Regions from separate parts of the Homo sapiens genome. Here region 2 is linked to region 1. Evidence: read pairs that join two places in POLR2A ChIA-PET (ENCODE). Cell type or tissue: OCI-LY7. All regions are shown on one strand. Each heading gives the region's core, and the rest is flanking DNA. Links, peaks and the distances in the headings are about the cores only. Region 1 overlaps SPATA21 (spermatogenesis associated 21). Region 2 has its middle 7.5 kb from the start of NBPF1.

The links. Peaks named below come from ENCODE experiments on the same cell type or tissue, not always from the same donor. Only the 100,000 strongest peaks of a DNase experiment are listed, where the experiment ranks them.
Region 2: POLR2A ChIA-PET joins it to region 1 with 11 read pairs; 2 of 35 experiments call an interaction of 5 or more read pairs at or near these places.

The regions. Positions count from the first base shown.
Region 1 is chr1:16,418,906-16,424,274 of GRCh38, reverse strand. It overlaps SPATA21 (spermatogenesis associated 21), which reads left to right. Exons shown (of 13, transcript NM_198546.1): 4 at 2,304-2,364; 5 at 2,718-2,766. Among named protein-coding and RNA genes, the nearest start is that of SPATA21, 16 kb to the left of the region's middle. In OCI-LY7, for the core only: no CTCF peak of the experiment used is centred there; a DNase peak (open chromatin) is centred at 3,314; H3K4me3 peaks cover 1,141 bases; H3K27ac peaks cover 1,106 bases.
Region 2 is chr1:16,618,362-16,623,730 of GRCh38, reverse strand. It overlaps the pseudogene CROCCP2. Among named protein-coding and RNA genes, the nearest start is that of NBPF1, 7.5 kb to the right of the region's middle. RefSeq lists enhancers at 3,173-3,841, 3,842-4,509, 4,510-5,178. In OCI-LY7, for the core only: a CTCF peak has its summit at 2,517 (motif pointing right); a DNase peak (open chromatin) is centred at 2,520.

The sequences.
Region 1 (5,369 bases), core at 213-5,212:
GTGGCGCAATCTCGGCTCACTGCAAGCTCTGCCTCCCAGGTTCATGCCATTCTCCTGCCTCAGCCTCCCAAAGTGCTGGGATTACAGGTGTGAGCCACCGCACCCAGCCTGGTAAGATTTATTTTTAACAGCTTCAGTAAGGTATAATTGGCATTCACTTGCACATACTTTAAGTGTACAATTTAATATTTTGACATATGTACACACCCACAAAACCATCCCCACAATCAAGAAAGCAAACATAGCCATCACCCCAACCATTTCCTCATGCCCTTTCTCATCCCCCCTCCCACTAGTCTATCCCCAGGCGACTACCAACTATCACTATAGATTTGTTTGTATTTCGTGGAATTTTACACAAATGAAATTGTACAGTGTACATTCTTTCTGTCTGGCTTCGTTCACTCCACATGACTATTTGAGATTCATCTAGGTCGGGTGCGGTGGCTCAGCCTGTAATCCCAGCACTCTGGGAGGCTGAGGCGGGTGAATCACCTGAGGTCAGGAGTTCAAGACCAGCTTGGCCAACCTGGTGAAACCCCGTCTCTACTAAAAATATAAACATTAGCTGGGCATGGTGGCAGGTGCCTGTAGTCCCAGCTACTCGGGAGGCTGAGGCAGGAGAATCACTTGAACCTGGGAGGCGGAGGTTGCAGTGAGCTGAGATCATGCCAGTGCACTCCAGCCTGGAGAACAGAGTGAGACTCTGTCTCCAAAAAAAAAAAAAAAAAAAAAGGAGAGAGAGAAAGAGAAAGAAATTCATGTATTGTGTGTATCAACATGTTGTTCTTTTGGTTGCTCAGTAATATTTCCATTCTATGGATATACCATAATATACCACTTTTTTTTTTTTTTTTTTTTTGACATGGAGTCTCACCCTGTTGCCCAGGCTGGAGTGCAGGGGTGTGATCTTGGGTCACTGCAACCTCCACCTCCTGGGTTCAAGTGATCCTCCCACCTCAGCCTCCTGAGTGGCTGGGATTACAGGCACGTACCACCACGCCCAGCTAATTTTTGTGTTTTTAGTAGAGACAGGGTTTCACCATGTTGGCCAGGCTGGTCCTGAACTCCTAATCTCGTGTGATCCACCCACTTAGGCCTTTATTATTTTTTTTCAAGAGACAGAGTCTCACTCTGTCGCCCAGGCTGGAGTGCAGTGGTGTGATCATGGCTTACTGCAACCTCCACCTCCTGGGTTCAAGTGATTCTCGTCCCTCAACCTCCCAAATAGCTGGGATTACAGACATGAGCCACCATGCGTAGCTAATTTTGTGTAGAGACAGAATTTCTCCATGTTGGCCAGGCTGGTCATGAATTCCTGACTTCAAGTGATCCACCTGCCCCTCAGCCTCCCAAAATTCTGGGATTGCAGGTGTGAACCACCACACCTGGCCAAAACCTCCTCTTTTTAAGGAGGCTCATGAAGGATTCTTGTTCTTTGAAGTATCCCTTGGAAAATCCCATTAAGGCTGAGCATGGTGACTGATGCCTGTAATCCCAGCACTTTGGGAGGCTGAGGCAGGAGGAATGCTTGAGCCCAGGAGTTCAAGACCAGCCTGAGCAACATAGTGAGACCTCATCTCTACCAAAAATTAAAAAATATCAGCCAGGCGTGGTGACAGGTATTTGTAGTCCCAGCTACTTGGGAGGCTGAAGCAGGGGGATCCCTTGAGCTCAGGAGGTCAAGGCTACAATGAGCTGTGTTCTTGCCACTGCACTCCAGCCTGGGTGACAGAGTGAGACTTGTCTCAAAAAAAAAAAAAAATACACACACACACAAAGGAAAACCCTATTTAAAGGGGATCTTCTCAATTTTCCAGGCTCTCATTCCACTCCCATAGGGAAGTGTGGTTCTTTGGGTAGGCCACGCCTTCTCTGGGCTTCAATTTCCTCACCCTTCAAAATGTGGGAGTACCTGTGCTACCTTCTAGGGGCACTAGGAGAATTAAGTAAGATGATGCCTGAAGTGCTGGGACCCTAGTAAGTGTGTAATAACTGGTCTCCAGTTCGCCTGGAGCATTGAGGTTCACCTGGGAACGAGGATGGAGCTCCCCAGCCGTGGTGTCCTTGTCCTTGACAGGGCTCCGGATATCAATCCACCCCCAGTCACCAGGCAGACATGGTGCAGCCAGCAGAGCCTTGCTGCCGCTTGGCCAGCCATGGCCAGCCACTGGGAGGCAAGCACCCCAAGGAGGCAGGTGTCCCACACATCAGGCCACAGGAGGCTCCGCCAGAGCCCAGCCCAGGGGGACATGGGGACAGCTCTCAGGAAGCAATGCCCCCAATGTCCGTCGTGGCTCCAGAGGAAAAGACAGTCAACCCCTTCCTGCCATCCACGCCTGGACCTAAAAAAGCAAAAGGAGGGTAAGTCATCATCCAGTGCCATCCCCTGCCCCCAACAAGGATGCTCTTCTGCTGAGTTTCAGGTGGGGTGAATTCTAGTCCAGACTGCTCCTGACCTGGTAGAGGACCTTGGGCAAGTCATGCTCCGCTGGGTCTCAATTTCCCCATCTGTGTAATGGCTGGAATACCAGAATTCTTGGTTCCGTGAGCCTGTATATATGAGGATGTGGGGACATAAGGAGCCCCCTGAGATGAGAAGGCCAAGGGGATGAGGCTGGGGTGGAACTGAGTGTCCTGGGGGCTGAGAGGGGAGGGCAGGGGGGCAAACCTTCAGCTGAGCGCTTCCCCCACCTGGGGGTTTCTCTTCTATTCAGGGGTGAGGCTGTGGAGACCCACCCAGCACCGGGGCCTCTTCCTCCACCAGTAAGTAGGGCCATAGGGGGAACGGGGACGAGCTGTGTAGGAGAAAGGCAGGGGGGATCAGGAGGAGGAAGAGGGCAGAAGCGGATGTGGCACGTCAAACCCCTATTTGGAGTCAAACCAAGGAAGGTGTGTGTGGCTGTGTGTTAAAGTGCACATGGATGTGCACACGTGTGTGTGTGTGCCTGTGCCTGTGTGTATGCATGTGTGTGTATTCTGGGTGGGCATCAAGAATGCTCTTACACTCTGGAGCCCTTGGGTTCATCCCAGGTGGTGGCTTGTTCCACATCAGCATGGATTTCTTCCACCCATTTGCCCTCGGCCACAGCCACACAATCCAAAGCATCCCTGAACACCTGGGAGGCTTCCCCGACCCCTCCCAGCCATCCTTCCCTCCCCAAGCTCTGCCACTTCCTAGTTCTTTGACCTGACCAGGCAACCTGCAAATACACAGTCACTAGCATGCATGCCCTGCCAGCATCTGCCCTGTCTCATCCTGTTCTGTTCATTGGCAAAACCCCACCCTGGCTAAACTCACTCAGCCTTGTACCCATGTTGAGCAGCTTAATGCGGTTGGAGAACATCCTGTCTTATTGATGGGTTTCACTTTCAAGCATTAACCACTCATGTCAGATGCTGCCTGCAAGTCTCACTTTTCCTTGGCCACACCGCCCTCCCTCCGCTCCAGGTCATCATTTCACAACAGCATCCCCCACGCCCCTCATCTCACTCATGTGTCACTGACAAACAGAAGCATCAGATGAGAAGAAGCATCCCCAAACCCACCACCCTCCCTGCCTTGATTTGGCTGCAATGGGAGCTGTGAAGATGGGCCCCTGCTCCCATGGCTGTCTCCCCATTTATTCATTAGCTCTCGTCCCCTCCCCCCACCACATGATCCCTCTCTGCGTTACTACAGGACGATTCCATCAGCATACAAACATGGCTCAGCCTCCACAATATCAAAAGCTGCCTTTCTTTCTTTCTTTCCTTTTTTTTGAGACAGAGTCTCTGTTGCCCAGGCTGGAGTGCAGTGGTGTGATCACGGCTCACTGCAACCTCCACCTCCCGGGTTCAAGCTAGTCTCAGCCTCCTGAGTAGCTGGGACTACAGGCGTGTACAAACATACCTGGCGTCAAAAGCCGTCTTTCCTTGCTCCCCTTTGCAGCCCCATCCCTCAATAATTGTCCCCCTCACCTCCTCCGCTTGTCTTTTCTCAACACATCCCCATATGAGAGCTTTTATCGGGGTCTCCATAATCTCCATCTGGCTTATCAAATGGAAGAGCTCTGTCCTTACAGAGCCCACCTCGCAACAGCAGAAGACACAGTGGCTCCCTCTCTCCTCAATGCTGCCTTCTCCAGGCTCCATGACAGCCCTACCTTGGTTCTCCTCCCATGTCACTAGCAACTCCTTCCCAGTCTCCCTCCCTAGTTCCTCCTCATCTTCTCCACCCTCGGGGCTCCACCCTCTGGTCTCCCATCTCCATTCTCTCCCTGGATGATCTCATTCAGTCCCTCTGATGATTCCCAAATCCATATCTTCAGGCGAGACTTTGCCTTTTTCTTTTTTTGAATTGACAGAGTCTCTGTTGCCCAGGCTGAAGTGCAGTGGCGCAATCTCAGCTCACTGCAACCTCTGTCTCTGAGGTTCAAGCAATTCTCTTGCCTCAGCCTCCCGAGTAGGTGGGATTACAGGCAAGCACCACCTCACCCGGTTAATTTTTGTATTTTTAGTAAAGATGGGGTTTCACCATATTGGTCAGGCTGCTCTCGAACTCCTTACCTCCGGTGATCCGCCCGCCTCAGCCTCCCAAACTGCTGGGATCACAGGCGTGAGCCACCATGCCCAGCCATAGACCTTGCCTTTAAATTCCATGTTCATATATCCAATGGCCTACTTGAATTCCCTCTGGCTGGCTAATTCACTTCTCAAACATGACCACAGCAGTCTTCTTCAGCCCAGCAAATGACACTGCCTTTCTCACCCAAGGGGCTCATGCAACCCAGCTCAAAATCACCTCTGATTCCTCCTTTTCCCTCTATAATCCTTTCACGTGTCAACAAGCCCTGTTTAGTGCTACCTACAAAATAAATCCTGAATCCGTCCCTTCCTTCCACTCCCTCTTTCATTACCCTAGTCCAAGCCTCATCTTCTTAGAATAAGATCCAAAATCTTCACCAAGAGCCATAAAGCCCTATGTCTAGCCACTCTGGTCTAACCTCCAGCCCTTGGATATGCTAAGCCTAGTCTCACCCCAGGGCCTTTGAATGTTCCTGTGCCTGAACTCCTCTTCATAGACAGTCTTACGGCTCTCTTGAGTCATTCACTTTCAATTTCGACATCAGTTTTTCCACAAGGCCTTCCCTGGCCAGCCATCTCAAGGAGCCTGTCAGCCACACTCAGCCTATCACATTGTCCTGTTTTATTGTCTTTGTAGTACTTTCTCCCTCCGACATTATCTTTAAGTTGTCAACCTATTCATTATCTAGAACGCAAGCTCCCTGAGGGCAGCCTTGCTAGTTGACTTACTCCTCTATGCTTTGTGCCTCAAACAATGCCCAGCACGTGGTAGGTACTCAACAGGAATGTGTTGAATAAATGAA
Region 2 (5,369 bases), core at 222-5,221, 200 kb before region 1:
AGATCTCACCTTCCCTTGAGCAAGCCCCTTTCCTCTCTGGGCTGCAGATTCCTCAGCTGATGATTGGAGGTGGCAATGCCCACCTTCTAAGCCTGTTGCCAGGATGACATGGGAAAAGCGTGTAAGGCCGTGGCACGGTGCCTGGCTGAGTCAACAGTAACTGCTGTTCATCGGTCATCAGGCCTGTTAGTCTGAGTTCTCTGTGGTTTTCAGATGACTCTCTTGGCCCCAGAATCCGAGCCCCACTTCCCTGCACCGTTCCCCATCGAATCTCTGAACTCAGGGCTTCTTTCTGCTCATCTAACATTAACTAAGCACCTACTTGGGTCATGGAAATTAATTTTCCTGTCCATGTACACCTGAGCCAGACAGAACCAGGAAGGGAAATGCTGGTGGGTTTCCAACCCGGGAGATGGTTTTTAGATGATGGCTATACCATTTCCATTCCCTGTAGTCGTTTCCATTAATGCTGATAGTTAATGCTTGACAGGTATGTTCATGTCAGTCATTAAAGGAGATGCTTTATGTGTAGCTGTGCAGCTGTGGGAAGTTGCTGCTGATCTCCTCTGATCCTCCATTTCATCATCTGTTAAACGGGGATGAGGATAAACTACATAGGCATGTTATGAAGACAAAATGAGGTTATGTCTAAAATACTTAGCTGGGTGCTTGACGCATAGTAAGTGCTGAGTCAGTAATAGGGTTTTTGTTTGTTTGTTTGTTTTTGTTTGTTTGTTTTGAGATGGAGTTTCACTCTTGTTGCCCAGGCTGGAGTGCAATGGCGCGATTTTGGCTCACCTCAACCTCCGCCTCCCAGGTTCAAGCGATTCTCCTGCCTCAGCCTTCCAAGTAGCTGGGATTACAGGCACGCGCCACCATGCCTGGCTAATTTTGTATTTTTAGTAGAGACGGGGTTTCACCATGTTGGTCAAGCTGGTCTCGAACTCTCGACCTCAGGTGATCTGCCCACTTCGGCCTCCCAAAGTGCTGGGATTACAGGCATGAGCCACCGCGCCCAGCCTGTTTGATTTTTTGAGACAGAGTCTCACTCTTGTCGCCCAGGTTGGAGTGCAGTGGTGCGATCTGAGCTCACTGCAACTTCTGCCTCTTGGGTTCAAGCGATTCTCCTGCCTCAGCCTCCCAAGTAGCTAGGACTACATACGTCCGCCACCATGCCCAGCTAATTGTTGTATTTTTAGTAGAGACAGGGTTTCACCGTGTTGGCCAGGCTGGTCTTGAACTCCTTACCTAAGGTGATCCACCTGCCCCAGCTTCCCAAAGTGCTGGGATTACAGGAGTGAGCCATGGCACCTGGCCTAGGGTTGTTATATGTTTGACATCCGTCCCATTTGGGAGGCCTTCTCATCAGTCATTTTATGCCTTTAATGCCATTCTAGGTAGGCAGGAAAGGGGTCAGGGCCAGTGGGCCCATGTAGCAGATAGGGAAACTGAGGCCCAGAGAGGACAAGCCACTTCTTCAAGAGGACCCAAACTGGATGCCAGGCAGGCCCTCTGCCTCTGGGATTTTGCCCATATGGCTCAACTGGCCTAAGTCTGCTGGCCCAAGGAAAAATTTCAACCCAACCCTGCCCTTTCCCCCATTCCTCTCGTGCAGGGGAGTTGGCGGGCCTGCGGCAGCAAATAATAGCTACGCAGGAGAAAGCCAGTCTAGACAAGGAGCTGATGGCCCAGAAGCTGGTGCAGGCTGAGCGGGAGGCCCAGGCCTCTCTGCGGGAGCAGTGGGCAGCCCAGGAGGAGGACTTACAGTGACTCCAGCGTGAAAAGGTTCAGGCAGCTGGGGAGGGGTGGGCAGAAGTCTGAGCCAGTGTTTCATCATCGTTCTTGCTCTGCCTCGGTCTGTACATCTGTGAAATGGGACTCCCTCTCTGTTGTGGAGGCCCTGGGGACAGCTGGGAGGACTGGAGGGGTGGTGGGGAGGTTGTGGTCCTTATTAGACATTCAGATACCCAGGTCCCAAATCTGGTCCAGCCCTGGTAATCCTGATGCAGAGGGTCCACAACCACATTTGGGAAATGTTGACCTAATGCACAGCAGGAAAGCACTTTCATTTGCTAAGAAGTTTCCATATGAAGGGCCACGCAGACCTGAGCATGTAGAAAGGCAAGGGGCCAGGGAAGTTACTAGAACACTGACTCTGGGGTTATATTGCCTGGGTTTGAATCTAATCTTGGTCGCTTACTGGTGATGCTACCCAAGGTGTCTGTGCCTTCATTTCCCCACCTGTAGAAATAGGGATAGGATAGTGGAAGGTATTGAGGATGAGCTGAGACCATCTGCATAGAGGGCTTAACATAGTGACTGGTACTTAGCAAATGCTCCATGAGTTATGATTGCTGGCACTGGCATGCTCTCCAGAGTGGCCCTCAGAACAGGGGCCCTCAGCCACCAAATCCTAGACAGGGCTTCCTCTGACAGAGGTGCAGGCTATGACTACATGGCTCCAGGGCATGCCACTCACCCTGCAGTCCCCATGGCCTTGGGTGGTGGTTATCACGCTTCTCCATCAGGGGGCGGTAAAGCTCTTTCCGAAAGTGCTGGGATTCCAGGCATGAGCTATGGTGAAGCTCTTAAAGAAGGGGTGGCTTGGCCGGGCGTGCTGACTCATGCCTGTAATCCCAGCACTTTGGGAGGCTGAGGTGGGCGGATCACGAGGTCAGGAGATCGAGACCATCCTAGCTAACACAGTGAAACCCTATCTCTCCTAAAATCACAAAAAATTAGCTGGGCATGGTGGCACGCGCCTGTAGTCCCAGATACTTGGGAGGGTAAGGCAGAAGAATCGCTTCAACCTGGGAGGCAGAGGTTGCAGTGAGCCAAAATCACGCCACTGCACTCCAGCCTGGGTGACAGAGCGAGACTCTGTCTAAAAAAAAAAAAAAAAAAGAAGTGGCAGCTCTGTCTGCTTCTCACAGAGTTGCTAGGGACAACTGCTGAGGCAGGCACCTGCCCTCGGGCTCCCCGGGTGGGCTGCTATTTGCCTGTGGGCTCTGCCTGCCCGCCTGTCCAGTCCCCAGGGATCTGAACTGTGACCTCCCCCTTGCTCTTCTTGCCCTTTGCATTGCCTGGCTTGGCCTCATTAATGTCCCCAAATCTGTGTTCTTCTCTCCAGCTCCTCTGGCAACCCCTGACCCCCTTCATTCCTCACAGCCAGTCCTAACTCTCCTCCATCCCAACCCCAATCCCTCTTCCACAGCTGTCGGAACATCCCCTAAGCTAAAAATCAGATTGCTCCTTGTCACCTTGGCTCGAGTCCTCTCTCCCACTCCCCTCACTGTCCTTAGAATCCCCATGGCCCACACGGCCTGTCCTGGCCCAGCCACTGCCTGGGGCTCTGGCCCTGTGACTCACCGTGCCCTGTTTCCCTCTGCACCCTGCATCCTGTAGTCCTTTCCAGGGGCTGTGCTCTTGGCCTGGGGTGGTCTTTTCTCTCCTTACCTGGCTGACAGTTACTTGTCTCTCCGCAGGGGATCATGTTCGGACCCCCAGGCCAGCCCACTGCTGCTCCTTGGCACTTTCACGGCCCTGGCGTGTCCCCGTCATAGCCCTTATCAGTCCCTTGTATTTACCTGGTCACCCTCCATCTCTGAGGGTATGGGGGCCAGATGGCTCTTGCTGCCCTGATGTTTTGGGGGGTCTGCCTGGGCCCCTCCTGGTGTGTCACACGCGTCCAGTCCTGGCCCCCTAGGAGGCAGCATGGCGGGAGCTGGAGGCCGAGCGGGCCCAGCTGCAGAGTCAGCTGCAGCGTGAGCAGGAGGAGCTGCTGGCCCGGCGGAAGGCTGAGAAGGAACAGCTGAGTGAGGAGATTGCTGCCCTGCAGCAGGAGCATGACGAGGGCCTCCTCCTGGCCGAGAGCGAGAAGCAGCAGGTTCGTGAGCCCTGGCGTGGCCTCTGCTGCTCTCTGAGCTGCTCCAGTTCTGGGGCCGGGCCCTGCTCTGCCACTTGGCAGCTAGGAGCCCTGGGGCAGGCCACTGCCCTCTTGGGGGCCTCAGTTTCCTTACCTGCAGGAGGGGAGGATTAGAAGGGGGTTCGTGAGGCTTTGCTGTGCTCCATGCCTGGCACACAGTGAGCACTTACTGAGTGACAGTGACAGTCGTGACACCAGGAAAGCTGTTCCATATTCTCCCATGCCTCGTCCCACCCCACGCTGGGCATGGATCCTCATGGCTGCCTTCTGAGCAGTCCCCACGATGCCCACAGGCATCAGCTGACGTGTCCCCCCAAATAACAAATCCCTAACTTTCCTATAATGTAACGGAGACAGGGCAGACTGTGCCCATCTCCTCTCCTCACCAGCTGTGTACCTGGGCGAGTCACTTTACCTCCTTGAGCCTCAGTTTCCTCATCTGTAAGATGGGTAGAAAGAAAGACTCTGCAGTCAGGGTGCTGTGGCGGGTTAGTGAGCTCTATGAGTGGTATCCACGTCCGGGATTCTTGTGACTGCCGTTGTGCCCTTTTCCAGGGCTGCATGTCTGCCCTGGGTCCACCTGCAGTGGCACACTCAGGCCTCTAAGCCCCCAGTGGGCACATTTCCTAGGCAGCAAGAAGCCTGAGCATGCCCCCAGGACCAGCCCATCCCCCAAGCCCTTTGTCCCCTGCCTCTGCCCAGGCCTTGTCTCTGAAGGAGTCTGAGAAGATGGCGCTGTCAGAGAAGTTGATGGGTACACGGCACAGCCTGGCCACCATCTCCCTGGAGATGGAGCGGCAGAAACCAGATGCCCAGAGCCGGCAGGAGCAGGACCGGGTAGGCCTGCCGTCGTAGGGAGGCTTGCGGAGCAGGAGCGCCCTCTCTCCACCGAGCTATCCCGCGGTTTCCAGCATCCCATCTGGCGGACTCCTCTTCCTCTCTCTTCTCCTACTCTGGGTCTTCTATCCTGGTGTTCCTTGAATGCCTATCTTCCTTTTGTGCCTCGGAACCTCTCACGCCTGCCACAAGTTACTCTTTTCCTTGGTAGTTCTGAACTTTAAATAAGGTAATGCCTGTAAGAATGCCATAAATGCTCAATAATTGTCATCTGTTATTATTTTCATCAGTAACATCATCTGAATCATCAGTATTGTCTGCTTTTAACAGCTGCATTTTTCATTGTCCAAATATAGTCACATACATTTGACCATTTTATAATTATTGAATAATAAATTTGTTCTGCTATTTTACAATGAAAAATAATGCTGCAGAGAGCATTTTTGCACATGTATCGTGGCAGATGTAGGCCAGAGGCTCTTCTTTTATCCATCCTATGGCCAACCTATGAATGTATACACGTTTAATGAGATTTTGCCAGCAATCAAAGCCTTCAGGGAAAATGTCCCTAGCTCTTTACTACATCAGATCAAGGACTCTGGATAAT